Linked DNA regions of Homo sapiens: regions 2 and 3 are each linked to region 1. Evidence: chromatin loops called from intact Hi-C (ENCODE). Cell type or tissue: K562. All regions are shown on one strand.

What was found. Peaks named below come from ENCODE experiments on the same cell type or tissue, not always from the same donor. Only the 100,000 strongest peaks of a DNase experiment are listed, where the experiment ranks them.
Region 2: it touches region 1 in a loop (2.1-fold over the local background); 8 of 110 quality-filtered maps call a loop at or near these places.
Region 3: it touches region 1 in a loop (14-fold over the local background); 88 of 110 quality-filtered maps call a loop at or near these places.

Annotation. Positions count from the first base shown.
Region 1 is chr1:204,562,854-204,570,853 of GRCh38, reverse strand. LRRN2-AS1 (LRRN2 antisense RNA 1) reads right to left here and starts at 6,683. Exons shown (of 13, transcript XR_007066814.1): 1 at 5,568-6,683; 2 at 108-194. RefSeq lists a silencer at 4,938-5,027. In K562, CTCF peaks have their summits at 4,393 (motif pointing left) and 4,838 (motif pointing left); DNase peaks (open chromatin) are centred at 4,413 and 4,883.
Region 2 is chr1:204,619,683-204,627,682 of GRCh38, reverse strand. LRRN2 (leucine rich repeat neuronal 2) reads left to right here. Exons shown (of 2, transcript NM_201630.2): 2 at 7,465-8,000. The coding sequence starts at 7,691. It overlaps LRRN2-AS1 (LRRN2 antisense RNA 1), which reads right to left. Exons shown (of 13, transcript XR_007066814.1): 9 at 6,470-8,000; 10 at 5,844-6,326; 11 at 5,561-5,728; 12 at 307-710. Among named protein-coding and RNA genes, the nearest start is that of LRRN2-AS1, 60 kb to the right of the region's middle. RefSeq lists an enhancer at 7,266-8,000. In K562, CTCF peaks have their summits at 3,491 (motif pointing right) and 7,681; DNase peaks (open chromatin) are centred at 2,672, 3,472 and 4,202; H3K27me3 peaks cover 926 bases.
Region 3 is chr1:204,803,865-204,811,864 of GRCh38, reverse strand. No RefSeq gene overlaps it. Among named protein-coding and RNA genes, the nearest start is that of NFASC, 21 kb to the left of the region's middle. In K562, CTCF peaks have their summits at 3,611 and 4,453 (motif pointing right); DNase peaks (open chromatin) are centred at 3,634, 4,464 and 4,764; H3K4me3 peaks cover 255 bases; H3K27me3 peaks cover 603 bases.

The DNA.
Region 1 (8,000 bases):
GTGAGCCGAGATCGCACCACTGCATTCCAGTCTGGACGACAAAGTGAGACTCCATCTCAAAAAAAAAAAAAAAAAAAAAAAAAAGGACAATGCCTGAGCAACATTACCTGGGTCCCCTAGCCCAGCAGGGTTCTCCTTGTCTCAGCCAAAGATGGGAAGCTGACTTGGTTAGGCTGGGCATCCAGACACCGAGGCTGAATAGAAAAGAGATAAGAAAATTACAACTTACAGACTGACCCTGGGGATGCCAGAGGGTGGTCCAGATGGAGTAAACCCCAAAAATGACCTTCTCTGGTGTTAGCCTCCACATGCATTCTGTCTATTGTGCTGCATGGCTTGTGCTATGGTCTGAACACTGGTGTCTCCCCAAAATTCATATGTTGAAACTTAATTCCCGAGGTGATAGTATTAAGAGGTGGGGACTCTGGGAGATGATGAGATCATGAAAGCAGAGCCCTCATGAATGGGACAAGTGCCTTTATAAAAGAGGCTAGAGGAAAGCTGTTTGCCCTTCTGCCACGTGAGGACACATAGAGAGCACCACCCATAAAGAATGGGCTCTCACCAGACACCGAATCTGCCAGCACCTTGATCTTGGACTTCCCAGCCTCTAGAATTGTGAGCAATAAACAACTCATAAAGATATTTATGAGGCCAGGCACGGTGACTCATGCCTGTAATCCCAGCACTTTGGGAGGCCAAGGCAGGTGGATCACTTGAGGTCAGGAGTTTGAGAACAGACTGGCCAACATGGTGAAGCCCCATCTCTACTAAAAATACAAAAATTAGCTGAGTGTGGTGGTGCACACCTGTAATCCCAGTTACTAGGGAGGCTGAAGCACGAGAATTGCTTGAGCCCGGGAAGTGGATGTTGCAATGAGTGGAGATTGTGCTACTGTACTCCAGCATGGGCAACAGAGTGAGACCCTGTCTCAAAAAAAGAAAAGAAAAAAAGATGTTTATGAGTTACCCAGGCTAAGATATTTTTTATGGCAGTGCAAGGGGTCTAAGGCACTTGTCAGTAGGCTTTACCTACACTGTCCTCCCCGCCTATAACGAAGATCCGATCCTGAAGCTCAATAAAAACCTGGCCTAAGCTGGCATGCAGACCAAGAAAGACAGGAACAGGGCTTGGCACCATCTCCCTTCCTGAGAGTCTGCTCCAGCACCCAGGGTGCAGGGTTGTAAGCAAAGCCAGAAACGAGAGGGATTACAGACTTCACAAGCCAATGACTAACTAGTATCTGGTGAATTGAAGCAGAGATTTCCTAGCATGTGACAATATTAACATTTGCAGCCTGGGTTTTCAACTCGTCCACATCAGGGGTCTGGTTGGCAAAGCCCTGCCACCTCCCCCTCATTTGACTATCTGCTGCTAAAAGTCAGAAATGATCAAAGGCCCTGCTTTTAAAGGCATAGTGGGGCTCCACCAGACAGCGAGAAGCCCAGGCAGGCCCCACCTGGAAAGAACAGAGAACGCACACACACTGGAGTTTGGGGTTTCATTCTAAACAAGTGGGGCATCCCGTCATCACTCCACAGGGGAAGGAGGGTAGCGTCCAGTGGAGGATCTGCAGGCACCAGCATGTTAAGCACTGCTACCTTGTAGAACCTACTTTCTGCTGGGTTAACAGGAGAGGAAACAAGCATGGGGGAGGATACAGCTCCTGGTGGTTTTTAAAGAAGAGTGCGTTTAAACTCAGAGTGTGCCTGAACAGCTGGGCTGGAAAATTGCTTGTTTAGCTCTGCAGTTTGTGTCAGGGACTCACTGGCTGAGAGAGAATAAAAGCAGCTTGATTTTGCAAACTGTCAGTATTATGAACCAAGGCAAAGACCTCTAGGGAGCAGGGACTCACGCGACTTCTTTTCCTCATTCCTACACAGCAGAGGGAATGACAGGACCAAGCTCAAGAACAATTGCCCAGGGGTCTGAGCTGTTAGCACTACAGGCATTGATTAGTGTCTACGGTTTTCATGTTCCCGGCTCTGCCTTCAAGGAATCACAGCCCCAGAATTCCTGAATCTCAGATCCAGAAGGGACCGGAGATGGCACAGGAATCCCTGCTTTAGCTCCTGTGACAGCTCCTGGCCTGTGCGGAGCCCGGTGCCCCAGGGAATGCTTACTACTCCTCTGCCCAGCCTGCTCACTGTTTGCCAGCATAGACTGGTGGTAAATTCCATCTTGTGTGAGCTGAAACCTGTCTCCCTTTCATCAACCAGCAGAGTGGGCATGTACCACAGCACCTTAGATGAGAATGGCCCCTCAGAGATCCCATGAGTCGGACTACCCAAATTCACCTGCAAGCATTTTTCTCTGGGTCTACCTAGTGTTTCAAAACTTTTCTTTTGATCCAATATTGACAACAGAGAGATTTCCTAGAAAAATCTAGCCTTGTGGATTTTCTTGGTATATTGGAAAGGCTGGCAACCACGACCCACACTACCATCTGAAAAGACCTGGCCGGAGTTGGGTGTTGGTTATCCCATTGTTATGGGCATGGATCTCCAGTTTACTCTCACCTCCTGCACTCCCTACTGTCCCCATTCCAGCAGCTCTCCTCTGAGATCGCACTGGTCTCTGTAGCTTATGAGTTTGTGAGACCAGACCTTGTTCATCCTCCAAGTTTTACCAGTTGCCATGTGCCAGGATCCTCCTTGGCCTATGGTTCATTCCCTTCCTTTATAATTTAACCTCTTCCCTTCCAGAGCCACACTCACCCCAAGGGATTTCCTTCCTCTTGTCCTGCTCCTATTTCCATCTTGTGGCCTTTATTGATATAAAAATAACCAAACTAACAAAGCAACTTTGTTAACTACTCCTTTCCTTGTGCCCATGCATTTAAATCAGTAGTGTTCAGCCGGGCATGGTGGCTCACACCTGTAATCCCAGCACTCTGGGAGGCTGAGGTAGGTGGATGGCTTGAGCCCAGGAGTTCGAGACCAACCTGGGCAACATAGGGACATGGTGGCGCATAGCTATAGTCCCAGCTAACCGGGAGGCTGAGGTGGGAGGATTGCTTGAACCTGGGAGGTCGAGGCTGCAGTGAGCCTAGATTGTGCCACTGCACTCCAGCCTGGTGACAGAGTGAGACCCTGTGTAAAAAAAAAAAAAAAAAAAAAAATCAGTAGTGCTCCACCAGCAACAGGACCATCTATAGTCTACGTTTAAGGACTTTTGGAAATTTTTTGTATTATAATGACTGGGGCAATTAGTGCTTGGGGTCCAAAAATGCTAAATATCATGCTATGCTAGGAGTAGTCCCATTAAAAAACAAACCAAAACCTTATTCCATTCAAAATGCCGCTAACCCTCATGGGAAAATATTGATTTAAACAGAATGCTAGCTAATTTTGTCCTACATCATTTTTCTCTATGCCTGTGTAAAATGAGAATAATGTATTTCATTCTTATACCAATTCATTTCTTTCACAGAGTTGTTGTGAGGATTGTGTGAGATTTAAAGAACAGATACTTGACACATACTAAGCAAACAACAAATGCTAGCAACGATGGCTGATTCAGAAATGGAATGGTGAGACAGGAACTGGTGTGCCTGCCCACAGACCTGAATTCTAGTTCGAGCTGGAAGAGCTAGTCTGCCATTCACAAACCACATGACCCTGGTCATGTTTCTCCCCTCTGAACAATGAAAGGTTGTACTAGATTTCCGGAGTCCTGGTCATCCCGAATATTCCATGGTTCTGTGTTCCTAATAAGACAAACAGCATACCCTTTTTTTTTGAGACACGGTCTCACTCTGTCACCCAGGCTGGAGTTCAGTGCTGTGATCTTGGCTCACTGCAACCTCTGTCTCCTGGTTTCAAGCGACTCTCCTGCCTCAGCCTCTCGAGTAGCTGGGACTATAGGCACACACCACCACACTTGGCTAGTTTTTTGTATTTTTAGTACAAATCCATGTTGGCCGGTCTGATCTCAGACTCCTGACCTCAGGTGATCCGCCTGCCTCAGCCTCCCAAAGTGCTGGAATTACAGGCGTGAGCCACTGTGCCTGGCCAATACCCTTTTTCTAGTCAATATTCTTGTTGGCTTTTCTTGTCTCGGCCAGCACTCCCAGGTGCAATGGTGAAAGCTAGCCCGAGGCTGTATTTCCTTCCCCAGCAAATTAAAGAACAAAGACAAAGAACAAACCCTATGTGTATACAGGACACAGATACACATTGGTTATCATTGAGTCCCTGAAGTCTGTAATGTTTTCAGGGAGGTGGTGGTGGGTAGCCTCAACTTCTAGTCGTTTCCCTTCCTTAGATGGGGAAAGAGTTTTCTCCTGGAATACAGCCTTTTGTGATAGGTACCTGTTGACCACTAGGCTCTCATCACAGAGGGATTCAGGGAAACAGCTTCTGAGGCTCTACCGAGGCTCAGAAATAGATCCCTCCCCCTACTGCCTGCTGGAAGGAAGGCTGGCCCGATAGGCTAGGAGGCGGGAGGTTGTACATCAAAGGGAAAAAAAACAGCAGTTCAGTTCATTTGAATAAACCAGGAAGAAGGGAACTGCAATAGGTTATTACTGAGAGAATAATTTGTAAAACTAGGTTACAGATAGTCTCGAGGAGATGGAGACTGAATGGTAAAAATGGACAAAATACAAAATGGAAATAGAGCTCTCTTGGTGGCTGGTGGGGAGTTGGAGCACCATTTACCCTACACTTCTACTCCATATTTTCCTTCTGGGTGTGAGAGGTATTTTTCAAATGATTTCTTAAAACACCAGGGGTAAGAATATTTCAATAGACTTAAGGGAGTTATACTCAAGCAGATTCAACGATGTTAAGGGCAAGAGGGACCGCCCGCCCCCTTAGATTTTTATAGGTTACTGGTGCCCTCTGGTGGGAGATAAAGGTTACGTCTGTGGGGTATAGGCCCGAGATTTGATTGGTCATTCGTGTTCAGATGCTGCAATCCTCCAGCTTGATGTGCCAGCAAGAAGAGGCAGTATCAGGTGATAAGCACCTCACAGGCGTTATCTCACTGGTCCATCAGCCTGTTTCACAGATTAGGAAGCTGAGGCTTAGAGACACGAGGTGAACTACCTAAGGTCACCCAGCAGGCAGCTAACTGGCAATCCTAATTCATTGCCAAGAATTCCAGGAATGCTGATGGTCAGGTTTTCAAACATAGACAAACTGTCATGCACACTCACACTCACACAAAAAGAAAAGACAAAGAAGAAAGTAGATGCAATTTTCTCCAAAATGTATCCCCTACGAAGGTAGCAGCTTTACCCAGTTTTGAGCATTGTACTTTGCTGGAGTTTAAGATTTCCCAGTTTAGGGCACTGGAAAGTTCGAGTCTCTTTACCTTGAATCAAAAGCATAGCTTATTTCCCACTAGTGATTCTCTTAGAGGTTAATGATGAAGGGGAACAAGCCCTAGACTGAGAGGGGGCAAGAGCTGGTTACCAGACCAAAGGTGTGAATTGGCCATGTGATACTTGATATCACATCTGTTGTTGTAAAGTAAGGGTGTTCAAGAAAGTGATCCTTAAGGCTATAAAAGATATTTTTTTGCACCCCTTGCCCTAAACTTAAAATAAGTGCTCACTCACCTCTCCCTTCTTTTCTCCACTCTTGCAAGGTTTTCCGTGTATGTATGTGTCAGAAATATTGGAGTATCTGCCTAAGCCTAGTAAAACAAAACAAAAATCCATTCTCATCCCCATGATGCTTTCATAATCTTGTCCTTAACCATTTCCCACTGTTCCTCTTCCTCTCCCCAAACCTTTCCCCCTTAGCCTTAGACTTCAGCAGTGGTTCTCAGAATGTGGTTTCTAGGCCGGAAACATCAGCATCACCTGGGAACTTGATAGAAATGCAAATGCTTGGACCGCATGCAGACCTACGTTACTGAAACCTCTGGGTGAGGCCCAACAACCTGTCAAACACCGTCAGACCTGTCAAACTGTTTGCTCAAGTTTGAGAGCCACTGTTCCAGATCAGGGTTCTTAATCTAGGGTCCACAGATGGTTCTAGGAAGTCTAAATGTTTTTTGAATTTGCATATAACATTTTGCACAAGTACATGCCCTTTTTCTGGAGACAAGTTCTCAAAGCAGTCAACTCTTGACTCCAACTACACTATCATTCTGTTTCTTTCTTTCTTTTTTTTTTTCTTTTTGAGACAGTTTTGCTCTTGTCGCCCAGGCTGGAGTGCAATGTCTTGATTTCCACTCACTGCAACCTCCGCCTCCTGGGTTCAAGCGATTCTCCAGTCTCAGCCTCCTGAGTAGCTGGGATTACAGGTGCCCACCACCACGCCCAGCTAATTTTTGTATTCTTAGTAGAGATGGGTTTCACCATGTTGGCCAGGCTGGTCTCAAACTCCTGACCTCAGGTGATCCGCCCACCTCCGGCCTCCCAAAGTGCTGGGATTACAGGTGTGAGCCACCGCACCCGGCCTATCACTCTGTTTCATAAACAACTTCCTGCCTACATCTGCAAACTCTTCTTTCCTCCTCTTCTTTGCCTTAAAAGATACCTGGCTTTCCCTCCAAAGGATCTTGGTGGTCACTTTCCCATACCTCATGTGCTTTCAGGATAGGGTATGGGGCCTCCCCAGTACTGCACTCAGACCCCTATTCTTCCACACTTCCAAATCTCTGCATATATATATATACACATATATATATATACACACACACACACATATATATACACACACATATATATATACACATATATATACCAAATCTCTGCATATATATACACACACATACACACACACACACACACACATATACATATATATATTTAGATCTATACTCCCCTTTACTCCTCCTTTACTGCTGTCATCTGCTGACTTTGCTCACACTTTCCCTTGTTCATTACAGACTTTGGGTTCCTACCTCCTACCAGCTTCCTGGATGATAACAACATCACATGAATGACCCATCTAACACCACGGCCTCGTGGGACCTTAACCACTTCATGTCAAAGAATTTCACCTTCACATACTCCAGCCACTCACTCTGTTAGGCCCTGGGAGCTTGCCCTCATCTGGGATGCTCCACCGTATGCCAGTCAGCTTATGCCAAATTACACTGTGGTAACAAACCCCCAAATCTCAATCGCTTGAATTAACAAAAGCTTGTTCCTTTGTCCCTCGCAGGATAGGTACAGCTATGGTCCCTGTTCTCTTCAGTCTTGGAGACAGGTCAAAGGGAGCAGCCCCCATTTTGGGACACACTAGCCTCACGTGGAGGAAAAAGAGCACTGACTTACCCACACAATGGTCCCTAAGCCTCTGCTCAGAATAGCACAGTTCATTTCCACTTGCATCCCATTGGCCAGCCCGCTGCCAGTGGTGCAGGAAGTGCAATCTTTTCCAAGGCCTGGTAGAGAAAAGCTGCGCAGGTTTTGACAGTAATACATCTACCACAGCCTTTGAAGTCCTATTAGATCTTTCTTCCTCTCTCTCTCTCTCAACATAGCGACCTGTCTTTTCAGCTCCTGGTCCTCTCCTCCTACTGTACTATTCTTCAGTTTCAATCAGCCCCCTCCTGGAAATGACAATAGATAACATTTACTGAACACTTAGTAGGTTCTATCTTGACATCTATTATCTCGTGAGTCATTGAGAGCTTAGAGAAGTTAGCCTGTCTTCACCTCATTCTGTCTTCTAGGTTAGAACCATTACTTCGCCTATGAGGAAAACAGAAGAACCAGATAGAACTGAGAGGCCAGGTCAGGGCCATAAATGTGTGACACCAATCTGCAGGTTGTGTGATGTTTCTCCTGTAGTACGCATTGGCTGGCCTCAGTGGTCCTCAACCAGAGGCCATTCTCCCACTTAAGTAATATTTACCAATGTCTGCGGACATTTTTTATTGTCATAATTAGGGGAGTGCTACTGGCATCTAGGGAGCAGAGGCCAAGAATGCTGCTAAACATCTTAGAACACACAGGACAGCCCCCATCACAGAATTCTTCAATCCAAAATGTCAACAGTCCTGAGGCTGAAAAGCCCTGGTCTGCAAATTGGAC
Region 2 (8,000 bases), 57 kb before region 1:
TGCCCCCAACAGGCTGGCTCGGCTCCCCTGCAGCCTTTTTTGGTGCAGTGCACGCAGACAGCAATGACTCTGTGCTACCTACTGGCACCTTCCACTCCTAATTAAGAAATAATGAGGTAGGCTGCCTTCCAGGCAGCAGAGCTCTAACACTCTCTGCTTGGGCCAGCCAGGAGACCTGGGAAGACAGAGATTCCTGCCTGGGGACAGTCCCTCCCCTCCCAGGCCCAACAAGGGGGGTTTCCTGGAACCCTGACCCCTCTCATTCCAGAGACGAGGGGAGGGCAAGTATGAACAAAGAAGCCTCACCTTTGCCCAGCAGATGCCCTCCAGTCCCTTCCCACCATGACAGCCCTGGAGGTCAGGCGAGCGCTGGCACCGGAATCATGGAACTGGCAAGGGCTGGCGATGGGGTTCGGATCCTGGCTCCTCCACACTCTCGCTGTGGGACCTCAGTCCGGCCCCTTAGCTTCGCGGAGCTTACGTTTCTCATCTGAAAAGTATGTCCCTCACAGAAGGATGGGATGAGGAACATAAAGTGGCTAGCAAATAGAAGTCCTGGTACATGGAAGACACTCAGGAATGCCACATCTTTCCTCTGAGACTTTGCTTTCTGTTAGCATCCCAGTGGCAACAACTAGAGTTGAAGGGACTCATTTTCCCAACAGAGAGATTCTCAGAGTAATGGTTTTCAAGCTTTTATAGCTACAGCCCTAGGCAAAAAAAAAAAGAAAAAGAAAAAAGAAAAAGCCTTGTATCATGTCCCAGTGCACAAATGCGTGTGTATAAAATAGGGGGCAGCATCTCAAAACAATGCTTAGTCTGGCCGCATACAATGCAGTATGATATTTTCTATTCATTTTTTTAATGTAGATCGTGACCCACGTTAAATTGTTTTCATGACCTACTAATGGGTTGTGATTCACAGTTCACGGCAGAGCACCCCTCAGTCCTGCAAGGGAAAGTGCACGGTACTAGGCTCTAGGGACACAAAAATCCGTAACAAACCATCCTTTCCTCGAGGAGCTCTCAGTCTGGTTGGGAAGACAGACTCATGGCCTAACAGTGAGGAAGTTGCCACTGTGGTTTGTTCAGAGAGTCTCGGGGGCAGCTGTGGGAGGAACCACTCTTCTCTAAGGGAAAGCGTCACAGGGGAGGTGGCATTTGGGATGGGTTTTCATGGCTGAAGAGGAGTTGAATAGTTGAAGTTGGGAAAGGGCACGGCAGGCACAGTGAGAGGCCCAAGGTGTGGAAGGAAAAATAGCCAGGGTGTGGTGTGTCTGGGAATGAGAGGCAGTCAGGGGAAGTGTGGCTCTCTCAGGTGAGCAGGAAAGCCCAAAAGAGGCCACCGTACAGGACAAGGCCAGAAGTGAAAAGAGAAGGTAGGTGTGAGCATTTTGGTAGGGGGTGTGAGGTGGGAGAGGGCAGATGAAGAGGGCGGGCATTTCCAGCCTTTGGTGGACGGTGGTGCTGATGGCAATGGGACCAATGCAGCACAGCCAGGCAGTGGGAGGAGATGTTGCATTTAGGACAAGCAGAATGGGAGGAGCCTCTGAGACTGCCGAGTAGAGTGACCCAGGGGATGGATGGTTAGGAGTGCAGGTCTGGGCCCCTCCTTCCTGGCCACCCCCAATCCATCCTCTTGCCTAGTGCTCCAGAACTCTGTGATGAGAAGGCCTAGAGGGCACGGGGGCCAGGAGGTCACCCACATCATCCTCCCTCAAGGCAGCATGGCACTCCCAGGCCCAGGCCATGAGGATGCTGGCCAGAGCTGGGCCCCAAGGCTGAGAGCAATTTTTAGATACGGGAACTCTAGAAAGAGAGAGAAGAATCAGCCTCTCTTCCTGGAGATCACTGGTTAAACATGAGATTCTAAGACGCTATAGCCCACTTTGAAGTAGGGGGAGGAATGAAGTGGATTTAAAGTTCCCTAATGCCAGAGTAACCTAATTCCAAAGACCCTGGTCCCAACTTGTCATGGAAAAGGAAGGGGAATTCTGGGTTTTCAAGATGAAACTGCTTGGCGGCGATAGAAGTCGGGACCGTGGTTAGCTCCAGGTGGGGGCTGGATATTGACTGGGAAGGGGCACATACGTAGGAACCTTCTGGAGTGCTGGAAATGTTTATGTCTTGATTTGGGTGGTGGTTGTACTTGTACCTATGCATGTTGGGATCAGGGACATTTATGTATTCTCCCGTACATATGTTATACCTCAACAATATTTTTTAAGTTTATTACAAAAGTTGAGAGATGAGAAGTATTAGGTATTAGTATTAGTATTAAAATTCATGGCCAAAACCGCAATTACTTTTGCTCCAATCCAATGTATGGTAAGATGAAAGGAGAGGCTGCAATGCTGGGAAGCAACAGAGGGAACTAACAGGCACTTCATGTACCTTCCATCCCGTACTCCTCCCAGCAATTCCAGAAGGGGTGCAGGCATTATCCCCATTCCCAGCTCAGGGATTTGGGGCTCGAAAGGTTAAGTACTTTGCCCAAGGTCACACAGCAAACAGCAGAGCCAGGCTCACGCCCCACCACTCCTCCTTCACATAAGTTATTTATGGAATTCAGACTCTGGAAGAGCAGATAAACGCTGAGGCTGAGGTCTCCTCCAGCTCTGAGGTTCTGGTTGTGTGTGATTAAATGGGAGGTGGAAGTGAGGGGCCAGGCTTACCTCCCAGGAGGAGCTGGAGGCCAGGTATGCAGATGGAGGACTGGCCTTCCTCACCCTCAGCATCCCTCCCACCCAGCGCTTATCTGCTGGTGAGGAGGCCGGAGTTTATCAACGCTACACTCAATTATGCCGCCCATCTCTCTCCGCAGCTTTGTGGGGAGAAGGGTGTCCTGGCACTGAAGCAGCCAAGGCCAGGCAATCGATCACCACCTGCCACCCTCCCTCTGGACCCTCAGCTCCCGGGGGGGGGGGTGGGGGGGGAACCGCCAGGGAGAGGAGGGAGGAGGAGAGGAGAGAGGAGACTCTGCATCCACCAATACCAGGCAGGAGCACTAGGGCTGTGCTGGGGCCGGGGGCCTGAGAAGCAGGGAAGGGAGAAAGTAGTGACAGCGTCTCCAAAACTCTTCCTTCAGACCTTTGCCAAAGGTCTTAGTTTAATCAGGGGCATTGTGGATTAATTCCACAGTTTCCGCTAAATCCACAGAAACAGCCCCGAGAACATAGACCTGACAGGGTTTGCAGCACCAGCCTTTCCAAGAGAGAAACTTGCCCTTGGAGTGGGCAACCAACCCTGCTTCTTGGAATACGGCTCTAGGGCTTTTGTCTCCTGTCCCTGAAGCCCACAGCTGGCCAGCAGTCACTGGCTGCGCAAAAAGCAGCCCCCAGCCCCCATTCAGAAGGCAGGCTGAGGTCTGTGTGCAGCAGCTGGCTCTGTTTGTCCCTGTGGTTCCAGGCCCAGCCACACACACACACAGGAACAGTGTCCTTCCCCACACTGTCCCCCAGGGGGGTTGTTCTAGGCAGGAGTCAAGGAACAGGAGCTGAGGGGCCCAGCAGGGGGCAGGTGCGTGGAGGAGCTGAGGACTCAGGTTTTCTCTGAAGGGATTTGCAACTGAGGCAGCCTTGCCCTCTGCTCCTGTAAAACAGGTGCTGATCCACATTGGCTGGGCTGGTGAGGCAGGATGTAGAGTCAAAGACCCTGGGTTTGAATCCTGACCCCACTGCATAGAAGCTGTGCAACCTCTGATGAATCACCTAACGTTTCTGACTCTCAGTTGCCTCCCTGGCAAAATGGAGCTAAATAATCCCTTCTTGCCTACACACAGGGTTGTTGGGGGGATTAAATGCAATGCGTGTTCTCTACACATTTCACTATAGCAACTCTCAAGCACCTGCTACATGCTCAATCCTACACTTGGTGCTCTGGGGACACAAAAAGCATGTAAGATATGGCCCCTGCCTCAAGAAGCTCGGAATCCAATTGGGGAAAGTATACACGTGACAGTCTGAACTCCTGATCACCCCTGGAGATTACAGATGAAAGACAATTAGCTTTCTCTGCAGCTCCCCGGTAGAAACTGCTAATCAGCCTGCATGAGCGGGCCATGTGCAAGGCAGCCTTAGGTGGTGATGGCAGGTGAGAGGGCAGCTCTGAGCTGCATCCTGGAAAGAGCTGCATGCTCAGCAGTGAGGGGGTGGACTTGTCTGGGCCTTTGCCAAGCCTTGGGGTCAGAGGTGCAGTGTGAACATGAGTCATCAAGTCACTGCCTCTGGATCCCGAGGCCCAGCCCCAGGCTCCCGGCCCAGGAGCCACGACCTCTGCCTCATCCACCCAGCCCAACCAGGGGAGGGAAGGAAGGGGCAGCAGTCTGGGGTGAAGGGGAAAGGCAAGTGCCTGGAGGGTTTCAATGAAGTTTTAAATGGTTCCTTGATCCCCTCAGTGCAGTTGAGCACGGACTCAGCGCTTAGAACCAAGTGTTGATGAAGAAGGGAAACTGGACTCGGGTAGGGTCTAAAGGTCAGGGAGATGCTGGGGCCCAGCTGAAGACCCCTCTCCACCTCCTCCAGCCCTCACCCTTCTCTCCACTTGGGAAATGTCTTGGGCTCTCCTAGTTGTTTCGTGTTTTTGAACCTGCCTCCCCAACTAGCATGGCACTTGCTAACTTATCGAGCCCTAGGAGTCCTAGGAGCCAACTTCTATTGTCCCCTAAGAAGTCCTATAGCTGGAGAACCTCCTGACCCTGAGGGATGACTGGAGCTGGAAGAGAGCTAACATTTGTCCAGTTCTTTCTGTGTGCAACACACTCATTTAACTCCAATGACAATCTCATGTAATACAGAAGGAAATGGTTGCTCAGAGCAGTCAAGTAGCTTTGCCTCAGGTACTTGGGTAGTGAGTGGTAGGGCCGCGATTTGGGTCCTGATCTATTTGCCGGTAGGTCTGCTCTCTCACAGCAGGTCTAGGTGGCAGTCAGGGGTCTCTGGTATGTAAGTGTGGCAGGATTACTGGCCATAGATCCAGTTCCACAACAGGGACCTCTCGGAGACTCAGCTTGTTCCCTCCTTCCTTTCCACCCACCTAGACCACCACAAAATTCCCTCCCTGCTTCCTGACCCCCATACACTGGCTTGGGTAGCTGGGTTCCCCTTGCACAGGTATGCAGGCATGCATGCATGTGTACACATGTGTTTGTTCACACTGAGTTTTACGTGTCGGTGCACACACACCCCTATCAAAACCTCTGTGCCTTTGAAGTCGCGGTTGTTTTTCCCACCTTCAGAAATAGCTGCAGAGGAAAGTGGGAAGTAGCCAAATGTAAATAGGCTTGCTGTGTTCCTGCTCAGGGAACGGGACCCTGCCTCCAGCTGCTCCCCTCCCAAGCCCTAGCATCCTGGAAGCAGGATGAGGGAGGTGAAGAGCCCCTCTGGCCCGCTGAGAGGCACCTGCCTGGATGGTGGCAGGAGACATAGCTCCAAGCTTTCTGCAGCTGCCTGGTAAGGAGTCATCACCCCAGGGGACGAGAACAGGCACAGGGCCTGCAGCTGCAGCATTCAGTGCATCCCAGACCCTCCAGAGGCCCAGGGCAGGGTCAGATCAGACAGACCTGGCAGCACAGATGTGAAGTGTAAACGGCACACAGCCCCCTGGACTTGGGTTGATTCTTGTATCTTGCTGCTCACCAGCTATGTGACTTGAGCCAAGTTCTTTAACCTCTTCAGGACCTCAGTCTCTTAATCTGCAAACTGGAGGTATTAGTGCTTATCTCATGTACCTGTTATGAGAGTCATATGAAAAAAGACATTCAGAGTCTTCAAAGAGTCCTGAGCAATGGTAGGTGCTCAGTAAGTGTTTGTGCATTTCCTTGACACTTGTAGCTAAAAACTTACCTGGAATCAGACTTCCACTCAGGAGTCAGACCAGGCTCAAGAAGGCAACACAGTCTGGCCCCTTTTTGTTTCCATCTTTGGTTCTAGGCCAAGGCTGGACTTGCCTCATGGCCCTGGCATCTGAGAGAGAAACTGGATAGGTTCCTCATGCTCAGGATGGAGGAAACAGCAGTGGCTTGCATTGTTGATTGCAGGGGTGATGTCTAATCTCCTGAAGAAAGGAACTCTGGAGTCACAGAGATTGATTCATACAATCAACACACACTGGGCACCCATCCCGTACTACAGGCACAAGAGGCAAGACAGGTCTCTAGTTAGAGACGTTTTCCCACGGTGTGGTCAGAACTGTGACAGTAGGAAGCATGAGTACTGCAAGAGCATAAAGCCAGCCCCTTAGTCAGCCAGGTGGGGAGGTTTTGGAGAAGACTTCTGCAGGTGGTGACTGAACTTAAAGTTGAGCGTTGAAGAACAAGTAGGAGTTGTCTGGAAGACAATGAGGAGGAGACATCAGAAGGGGTGGCATGTCACGGTAACCTCAACCCAAAAGGTTTGTGTGCAGCGGGTAAGTGGGGTGGTGACAAGAGAAGCCAGGTGAAGGGGCCGGGCCAGGTCACAGAAGGTCTTACCTGCACAGCTGAGGAGCTCAGACCCAGGCTTCTTAACTCCACTGCCTCCTCCTGGGCAACACTGCCAGGCTGTTGGGAAAGGAGAAACACTCCTGCCTCCAGGGTGGGGAAGTTGGCAAACACCAAAGCAATATCCCCACCCAGAAGATCCTGGGCAGCAGAACACCCCAGCCTGCCTGGATGTGTCAGGTCTGCTGCCTTTCACCTCTAGGGTCCTGGGGAGCCCATCCCAGATTTTAGAAGCTGTACTTATTTCCACCAACCCTCACCCACCTCCCACCTACACTGCCAGAGGAACTTCTGGAAACTTATCATTTTATCTTCCATTTACCCAGTGAGCCAAGGAGGCTGGGAGGAAAGAGGTAAGAAAGGTTAGAGAACCTACCTCACATCTCTCTGGGCTCAGAAGGACTCTGAAGATAACAATAATTTCAGCCCATCCACTCTCCTTCCCTCCCAAACACACATGTGCATGTACACACACACATACACACACATACACCTTCCTCTCCTTCACTGAAGACTCACAGTCACTCACTCTGTGAGCAGGTCATAGAAAAGGACACTAAAGCCTTAAGGACAGGCCTGGCCATTACCTCTGCAGCTCCTTTGGCTTGTTGAGTCAAAAAACATGGGAGGGGCCAGGCACGGTGACTCACACCTGTAATCCCAGCATTTTGGGAGACCGAGGTGAGCAGATCACTTGAGGTCAGGAGTTCGAGACCAGCCTGGCCAACATGGAGAAACCCCCATCTCTACTAAAAATACAAAAATTAGCCAGGAGTGGTGGCAGGTGCCTGTAATCCCAGCTACTCAGGTGGCTGAGCCAGGAGAATCGCTTGAATCCAGGAGGCGGAGGATGCAGTCAGCTGAGTGCACCGCTGCACTCCAGCCTGGGTGACAGAATGAGACTCTGTCTCAAACAAACAAACACGGGAGGAGGGGTAGATACTGCTTCTCTGCAACCTCCTTAACTCTGCATCCTCTTCTTCCAGGGCTGCCCCTGATGGGGCCTGGCAATGACTGAGCAGGCCCAGCCCCAGAGGACAAGGAAGAGAAGGCATATTGAGGAGGGCAAGAAGTGACGCCCGGTGTAGAATGACTGCCCTGGGAGGGTGGTTCCTTGGGCCCTGGCAGGGTTGCTGACCCTTACCCTGCAAAACACAAAGAGCAGGACTCCAGACTCTTCTTGTGAATGGTCCCCTGCCCTGCAGCTCCACCATGAGGCTTCTCGTGGCCCCACTCTTGCTAGCTTGGGTGGCTGGTGCCACTGCCGCTGTGCCCGTGGTACCCTGGCATGTTCCCTGCCCCCCTCAGTGTGCCTGCCAGATCCGGCCCTGGTATACGCCCCGCTCGTCCTACCGCGAGGCTACCACTGTGGACTGCAATGACCTATTCCTGACGGCAGTCCCCCCGGCACTCCCCGCAGGCACACAGACCCTGCTCCTGCAGAGCAACAGCATTGTCCGTGTGGACCAGAGTGAGCTGGGCTACCTGGCCAATCTCACAGAGCTGGACCTGTCCCAGAACA
Region 3 (8,000 bases), 240 kb before region 1:
AATCACCCGGGAGCTTTAAAAATATATAGATTCTGATTCTGTAGGTCTAGGGTGGAGTCCAGAAAACTGTAGGTTTCAAAAGCTCCTCAGCCAGATGCTGTGACTCACACCTGTAATCCCAGCACTTTGGGAAGCCAAGGCAGGTGGATCACTTGAACCCAGGAGTTTGAGACCAGCCTGGGCAACATAGTAAGACCCCTACTTCTACAAAAATTTAAAAGTTATATAAATGTTATGGCCAAGTAGTTGGGACCTGTAGTCCCAGCAACTTGGGAGGCTGAGGCAGGGTGATTGCTTGCGTCCAGGAGTTCAAGGCTGCAGTGAACCATGATCATGCCACTGCACTCCAGCCTAGGCAACAGAGTGAGACCCTGTCTCTCAAAAAGAAAAAAAAAAAAAGACAACTGATTTAATAATAATACCACAGAAGAGGGAGGAGAGGGAATAGAACTATATATAAGAAACATTTCTATGTATCACTGGAATTAAGCTAGTGTAAACCTAAAGCTAATTCTGATGACTTAAGATGTGTATGAGTCAGACGTGGTGGCTCACGCCTGTAATCCCAGCACTTTGGGAGGCTGAGGCGGGCAGATCAAGAGGTCGGAGATCGAGACCATCCTGGCTAATATGGTGAAACCCCGTATCTACTAAAAATACAAAAAATTAGCCAGGCGTGGTGGCGGGTGCCTGTAGTCCCAGCTACTCGGGAGGCTGAGGCAGGAGAATCGCTTGAACCCAGGAGGCAGAGATTGCAGTGAGCTGAAATCGTACCACTGCACTCCAGCGTGGTGACAGAAGTGAGACTCCATCTCAAAAAAAAAAAAAAAAAAAAAGAACACTAACAACACTAACACTAACAATAGCTAATGAGCTAAAAAAAATTGCAAAAAAAAAAATCTCATAATGTTTTAAGAAAGTTTATGAATTTGTGTAGGGCCACATTCAAAACCGTCCTGGGCTGTATGTGGCCTGGGGGTCGCAGGTTGGACAAACTTGGTATAAGCATTCCTCTTTCTCTGCAACCTTGCCAGCAACTTTTTAATGTATCCATTCTGACTGGTGTGAGATGGTATCTCATTGTGGCTTTGACTTACATTTCTCTAATGATCAAGTATGTTGAGCTTTTTTCATATGCTTGTTGGCAGCATGTATGTCTTCTTTTGAAAAGTGAAAAAGTGTCTGTTCATGTTTTGCCCACTTTGTAATGGGGCAACAAAAAAGACATGAGACATAGGAAACAAAAAGTAAAATGGCAGATGTAAATCCAACCATATCAATATATATGAATAGATTAAACAATTCAATCAAAAGACAGATTATCTGGGAAAAAAACACATCATCTAACTCTATATGCTGTCTACAGTAGACTTGCTTTTTTTTTTTTTTTTTTTTTACTTTTATTTTAAGTTCAGGGCTACATGGGCATGACCTAGAGAATCCCTTTACACAATGAGAGCATCTATAAGGAACTTGTATATAGATGCTGGATATTAGACAAAGGTCAAATTTAACTTCCTAATAGACACTGGATATTAGATCTTTGATGCATAGTTTGCAAAAATTTTCTCCCATTCTGTAGGTTGTCTGTTTAATTTGTTGATAGTTTCTTTTGCTGCGCTGAAGTACTTTAGTTTAATTAGATCCCATTTGTCAATTTTTGCTTTTGTTGCAATTGCGTTTGGTGTCTTCATCATGAAATCTTTTCCTGTTCCTAGAGACAGAGGTTATCTGACATGCTTTTTATTTAAAGATACAAATAGAAAGTAGAAAAGTGGAAAAAATATATATTATGCAAACAGCAACCACAAGAAAGCTGGGGCAGCTATACTGATTGATATAAAACAAAACACTTCAAAATAAAAAATGTCCCTAGAGACAAACAAAGGCATTTTATAATGACAAAAAGTTCAATTCATCAGAAAGATGTAAAAATTATAAACATATATGCACCTAATATCAGAGCACCAAAATACATGAAGCAAAACCTGACAGAAATTAAATAGACAATTCAACAGTAATAGTTGGAGACTTCAACATCCCACTTTCAAAAATAGACAGAACCACTGGACAGAAGATCAACAAGGAAATAGAAAACTGTAACAACACTGTAAACCAACTGAACCTAACAGCCATCTATGAAACACTCTATCCAACAACAGAATATATATCCTTCTCAAGTGCACATGGAACATCAGGGATAGGCCATATGCTAGGCCATAAAACAAGCCTTAATTGCACTCTTGGACATTTATGTCTAAGAAATAAAAACTTACGTTCACACCAAAACCTGTACACCAAGTGTTCATGGCAGCTTTATTTGTAATAGGTGAAAATTCAAAATAGCCCAGATGTCCTTCAACAGGTAGATGATTAAACAAACTATTTTTATCATGATTATTCTAAGTATCATTATTGTCATTATTATTATTGAAAAACACTTGAAAATCTCACCACTCAGAGAAGACTGATGCTGTCATTCTGGGAAGCATCCCACTACCATCTCACATGCATGTACACACAAATGGTTATATGTACACCTCCAGCAGTTCTCTATCCTTTTCCCTTCCTGAAATGATTCTCAAATGTAACCATATCTCCCAAAGGGGCATATCACACTTTCCTGGGGTGAGTGGTTGGGGAAGACTGTGGTTTATAAAATCTCTCCAGGTGATTCTGAATGATGACTCCATTCTTCAGAGAGGCACCCCACCTTCACCCCAGTACCTAGAGAATCCCTGGGCACTTTACACAGATGGGAGCATACTACACATAGGATTTTGTAAACTGCTTTTCACATTCTACATCATCCTACCTACTGGCTGCATAGTATTACATTTTTGGTTTTGGTGTACACAAGATTTAAAACTAATTCCATGTAGATATTATTTAGCTCTTTCTGTCAAAAAAATATCAAATGTTGTGGTGACCAACTTTGTATGGATAAAATTAGCACTTTATATATTCCTTTTAGTGGAATTTCTGGATCAGTGGGTTTGAACATTTTAAAATTTTAAAATAAAATTCATATGCTCTCTAGGAAGATTACGGATTTCTTTTTTATCAACACTCCTGCAACAAACAGTGCATCAGGTATTGTTTAGACTAGAGTATTCCCAACACCCTTTAGCCTTTATTTATTTTGAGACAGGGTCTTGCTCTGTCACCCAGGCTAGAGTGCAGTGGTATGATTACAGCTCACTGCAACCTCAACCTCCTGGGCTCAAGGGATCCTCGTGCCTCAGCCTCTTAAGAAGCTGGAACCACAGATGTGCACCACAACACCCAGCTAATTTTTTGTTTTTTATTTGTAGAGACAAGATCTCGCTATGTTGTCAGGCTGGTCTCAAACTCCTGGACTCAAGGAATCTCCCTGCCTCAGCCTCCCAAAGTGCTGGGATTACAGGTGTGAGCCACCATGCCTGGCCCTCCTTAACTTTTAAAATTAAGTTCCAAAGGTCTTTGACAAAATACCGCCCTTTGGCTTTTGATCTCAAGCAAAACGCTAACGCTACTCATTTACTTGTTAGGTTACCGGAACTGCCCAGAGCCTATTTTCTCCTTTTTCCTTCCAACTATCAAGGCCATTTGCTTCTCTTTGCTGCCGCCTTGTGCTAGAACAGGAGAAGTTCATTATAAGAGAAACAGCAATTGACAACCCCTTACTTCCAGGGCACAAAGGGGCCTGCAGTCAGATCCTGACAGTCTGCCCTATATAGATCTGGGCCACAGAGAGAGACAGAGCTCTGTGCTTCAGTGCAAAAGGAACTTGGTACAGAGCCCAGAGGAGGCCTTGAAGTGATGAGACTGGGCATCAGAGACCTGGATTCTAGATCCTAGATCTGAATCTGCCCCTAATTTGCTATTGGGCAAATTTGTTCTTTGTCCTCTGTTTCTTCTCAGTGAACTGAGGGCTAGATTATTGTTTTGTAAACTGTAGGTGGTGACCCATTAATGAACTGTGAATTCAGTTATTAAGTTGTGGCAAGTTTTTTTTTTTTTTTTAGAATCAAAAGTAATGGAAGTGTCAAAATACGCTATGCATACTAAGGGTAAGTATTGCTTCCTGAGTTCTTTCAACGCAGGGGTGTCCTGGACTGTTGCGTTGTAAAATGCACTGCTTACTGATGGGCTTGGTCAGTACCGTTTGAAGGCCACAGGCTCAGGGGAGCTCCAGGGTCCTCCCAGCTGGAGCTTTTAGTTGTTAGTTGGACTATTCACCATTCGTGGTCAGAAGGCCCCACCAAGTGGAGGAAGGTCTGGTGCTGTGCTGCTGAGGTCTTTTCTTTCCCTCCTCTTCTTACCTGCTCTACAGTGACAGGAAGCCCCAGGCTGTAATGCAGGTGACTGGTGAGAGTTTCCCAGTGAGCCCCAAAGCAAAAACAACACACAACAAACTACAGTTCTTGAGTCGGAATTCTCCCAGCAGGGGGCTGGCAGTGCAGGTGCAGGTGCCACTGACCCAGCAGAGGCACTAGGTGGCGCCACAGTGCCGGGCTCATCACTTCGCCGCGGCACTGCAGAGGGCAGTGGGAAACCACGATTCTGGGATGGACAAGGGGCAGCGGGGCTTGAGGTCCTGGGTACTCTGACCCGGCCGTCCTTGGGTTCCAAAAGTCTGGAGTGGAGGGGGAAGATTGTTTAACCTGCTCAGGGGTCTCTGATCCTGGAGCGGAGCTGGTGGACTTTGCGGTGGATCTAGCTCCCGGACAGCCGCAGATGGCAGAAGCTGCCATTAGGGGGCAGCAGAACACTGGTGTTGGGAGAGCGGGACCGGGCTTCAAGGGGAGGAACGCGGGTAACGGGGTCAAAGGCCTCAGGGGCACGGAGCCTCCAGAACAGAGCAGCCTCGCTTGCTCTCTCCGAGGGCTCCAAGAGGAGGACAGAGTCCAGCTTCCAAAACAGGAACCCTTCCAGTGGTGTCCTGGAGCTGGCTTATACCAGACCTGATGGTTAAATTTTCACAAAATTTGTTTAAAGCCATCGTTTAAGACTTACAATTCTTTGAGTTCCGTGTGTGTCCTGGATATTAACCCCTTGTCAGATGCGAAGTATATGAATGTTTTCTCCCATTCTGTAGGTCGTCACTTCACTCTGCTGATCATTTCCTTTGTTGTGCAGAAGCTTGTTAGTTTAATGGAATCCTATTTGCCTGTTTTTGCTTTTGTTGCGTGTGCTTTTTTGGTCTTATTCAAAAAATCCTTGCCCAGACCAATGTCATGAAGGGGTTCCCCAATTTTCTTCCAGTAGTTTCACAGTTTCGGGCCTTACATTGGTTTTTAATCCGTCTCTATTTGATTTTTGGACATGGTGAGAGATAGGGAGTCTGGTTTCATTTTTCTGCATATGAATATCCAGTTTTCTCAGCACCCTTTATTGGATAGATTGGCCTTTGCCCAATGTGTGTTCTTGATGCCTTTGTTGGAAATCAGTTGGCTGTAAGAGCATAGATTTATTCTTGGTCTCTCTATTCTGTTCTGTTGTTTTGTGTGTCTGTTTTTCTGCGAGTAAGTACCATGCTGTTTTGATTGCTATTGCTTTGTAGTGCATTTTACGTTTGTAGTATAGTCAGATAGTGTGATGCTTCCAGCCTTATTCCCCTTTTATTTTAAACAGGTGGGGTCTCACTCTTGCTCAGGTTGGAGCACAGTGGCACAATCATAAGTCACTGAAAAACTCCTGGGCTCAGGTGATCCTCCTACCTCAGTCTCCTGAGTAGCTGGGACTACAGGCATGTGCCACCACTCCTGGCTAATTTATTTTTTATTTTTTTTTAGAGATGGGGGTCTTAATGTTGCCTAGGCTGACCTCAAACTCCTAGCCTCAAGTGATCCTCCCTAAATGCTGAGATTACAGTCATGAGTTACCACACTTAATGAATTATAGTAAGTCCATGTGATAGAGTAACTATTAACACAGTGAAAAAGAATGAGATGACTTTCATAAAATGGTAAGGATGAAATCCAAGATAGATTGTAACTTAAAAAAGCAGAATCATTCCTAAAATTGAAACTACTTCTAAATATGTGCAACTACTATGTATCCATAATAATTAAAAATAAATTTAGGATTAAATAAAAAATTTAAACAAGCAAAAGTCAAAAAGAAAAACTAGTACTAGATCACTAATCAAATATTTTAAAATAAAATTGAACCTATACAAGTATCAAAAGAAAATCTGGGAGCATATTTTTATAATCTTGAAGTGTGCACAATCTAAGTATGGTTCAAGCCCTGAAGTCATAAAAGAAAAAACTGATAAGCTCAGATCATACATTTCTACTATGGTAGCAAAAACCACCATAAAAAAGTAAAAGCATGAATGACAGAGTGAGAAAATATTTGCAACATCATGAACAAATGGTTCCTTTAATGAGTAAAAGCTCCTACCAATCAGTAAGGAAAAGATCAACAAGCTGGGTGTTGTGGCACATACTTGTAGTCCAAGCTACTGGGGAGGCCAAGATGGGAGGATTGCTTGAGGCCAAGTGCTAGAGGCCACAGTGTCCTATGACTGCACTTGTGAATAGCCACTGCACTCCAGTCTGAGCAACATAGCAAGACCCCATCTCTTTAAAAAAACCAACAAGATATAGAACACTATGTGTAGTATGTGGCTATTTGCATTAAAATATAAGCTTTTATATCCCTAGAAATATCTGGAAAGATAACCCATGAGACAGGTACCAGCTTAACATGAGAAGGGAACTGTGGGCCAAGAGTCAGGCTGGGAGGGAGCTTAGATTTTCAATCAATACTAGTTTTACACTGTTTTAATTCTTTATGGTGTGCATGCATTAACTTCAAACTCTTCAAAAAAATTCATTGACAGGGAGGCAAGTCTCTAGGCACAGACCAAGCACCCACATTCCCATCTCTTCAGTGACCCATGTATCTTTGGATCTGCCCTGCTGCTTCTGCATTTCTCTCCCTAATTAAATACTTTCTTTTCTTCAAGGCTCATTCAAGCTTCTGACTCCTTCTCTCAAGCCCATAGAGGTGGCCTCTCCCTGCTGTCAACATGTAACTTGTGGAATGTTCCTTCCCTCCCTCCCTCCCTCCTTCCCTCCCTTCCTTCCTTCCTTCTTTCCCTTTCTTTTTCTTTCTGTTTTTTCCTTTTCTTTCTTCCTGCTTCCTGCCTTTTTTCCTTTTTCTTCCTTCCTTTCTTCTTTTCTATTTATGCTGCTCTGTGCGTTTGTTGCTTGTCTACATCTACCATGAGAATTGTGTTGTACTTCTTTCTATCACCAAGAATGCCATCTGCCTTTGGTAAAGAGTCATTCCTGTCTTCCCTGACCTCCCAGAACACTCATGGTCACACCACACAATGCATTCTGTAATTATACCCTGGCAAATTTCCCATCAAAGCACTAGGAGTCTCACCCCAGCTACACCGGGAGCTCCTAGAAGGTAGGGGCCTGGATTTTGCTCATCTCTGTGGTGGCTCAGTGCTGAGAGCAGAGTGGGAACCCCAGAGAGATATCTTGAGTTCCCAGGTGATGGATGGAAGGTCACTCAACACAGAAAAACATCACTACTGCTTTTATTGGTCACCCAGTGGATACTAACACTTGGTCCTGGAGGTCTAGTTGCTTTCTATGCCACAAGACCATGGTCCTCTCCCACTGTGGAAATAACACACAGGCAGAGGGAGTGGCCTGTAGCTGGTCGTGTGCCCAGGAGTTCAGAACCCCGCACCTTCTTCCATCATTGCAGCCCCAGTTCCTCAGCTTCATCCTACCAGCCCCCTGGAAAATGTAAAAATGTAGGCAGGTCTCTTCTTTCTTACCGCACTTTAATCCCACCCCTACCTTAACCATGAATATGTGTACACTGAGGCTTAAATTTTCCTTTGTGAACTTCTCAAGTTCAGGGAAACTTTCACTATATATTTATGAATAGTTATGTGTTGAACCCTGGCAGCACTCTGAGTTCAAAGATAGACAAACAGTGTGCAGATGCTGCTCTTAAAGAGCTTACAGTCTTTTGGAGAAAACAGT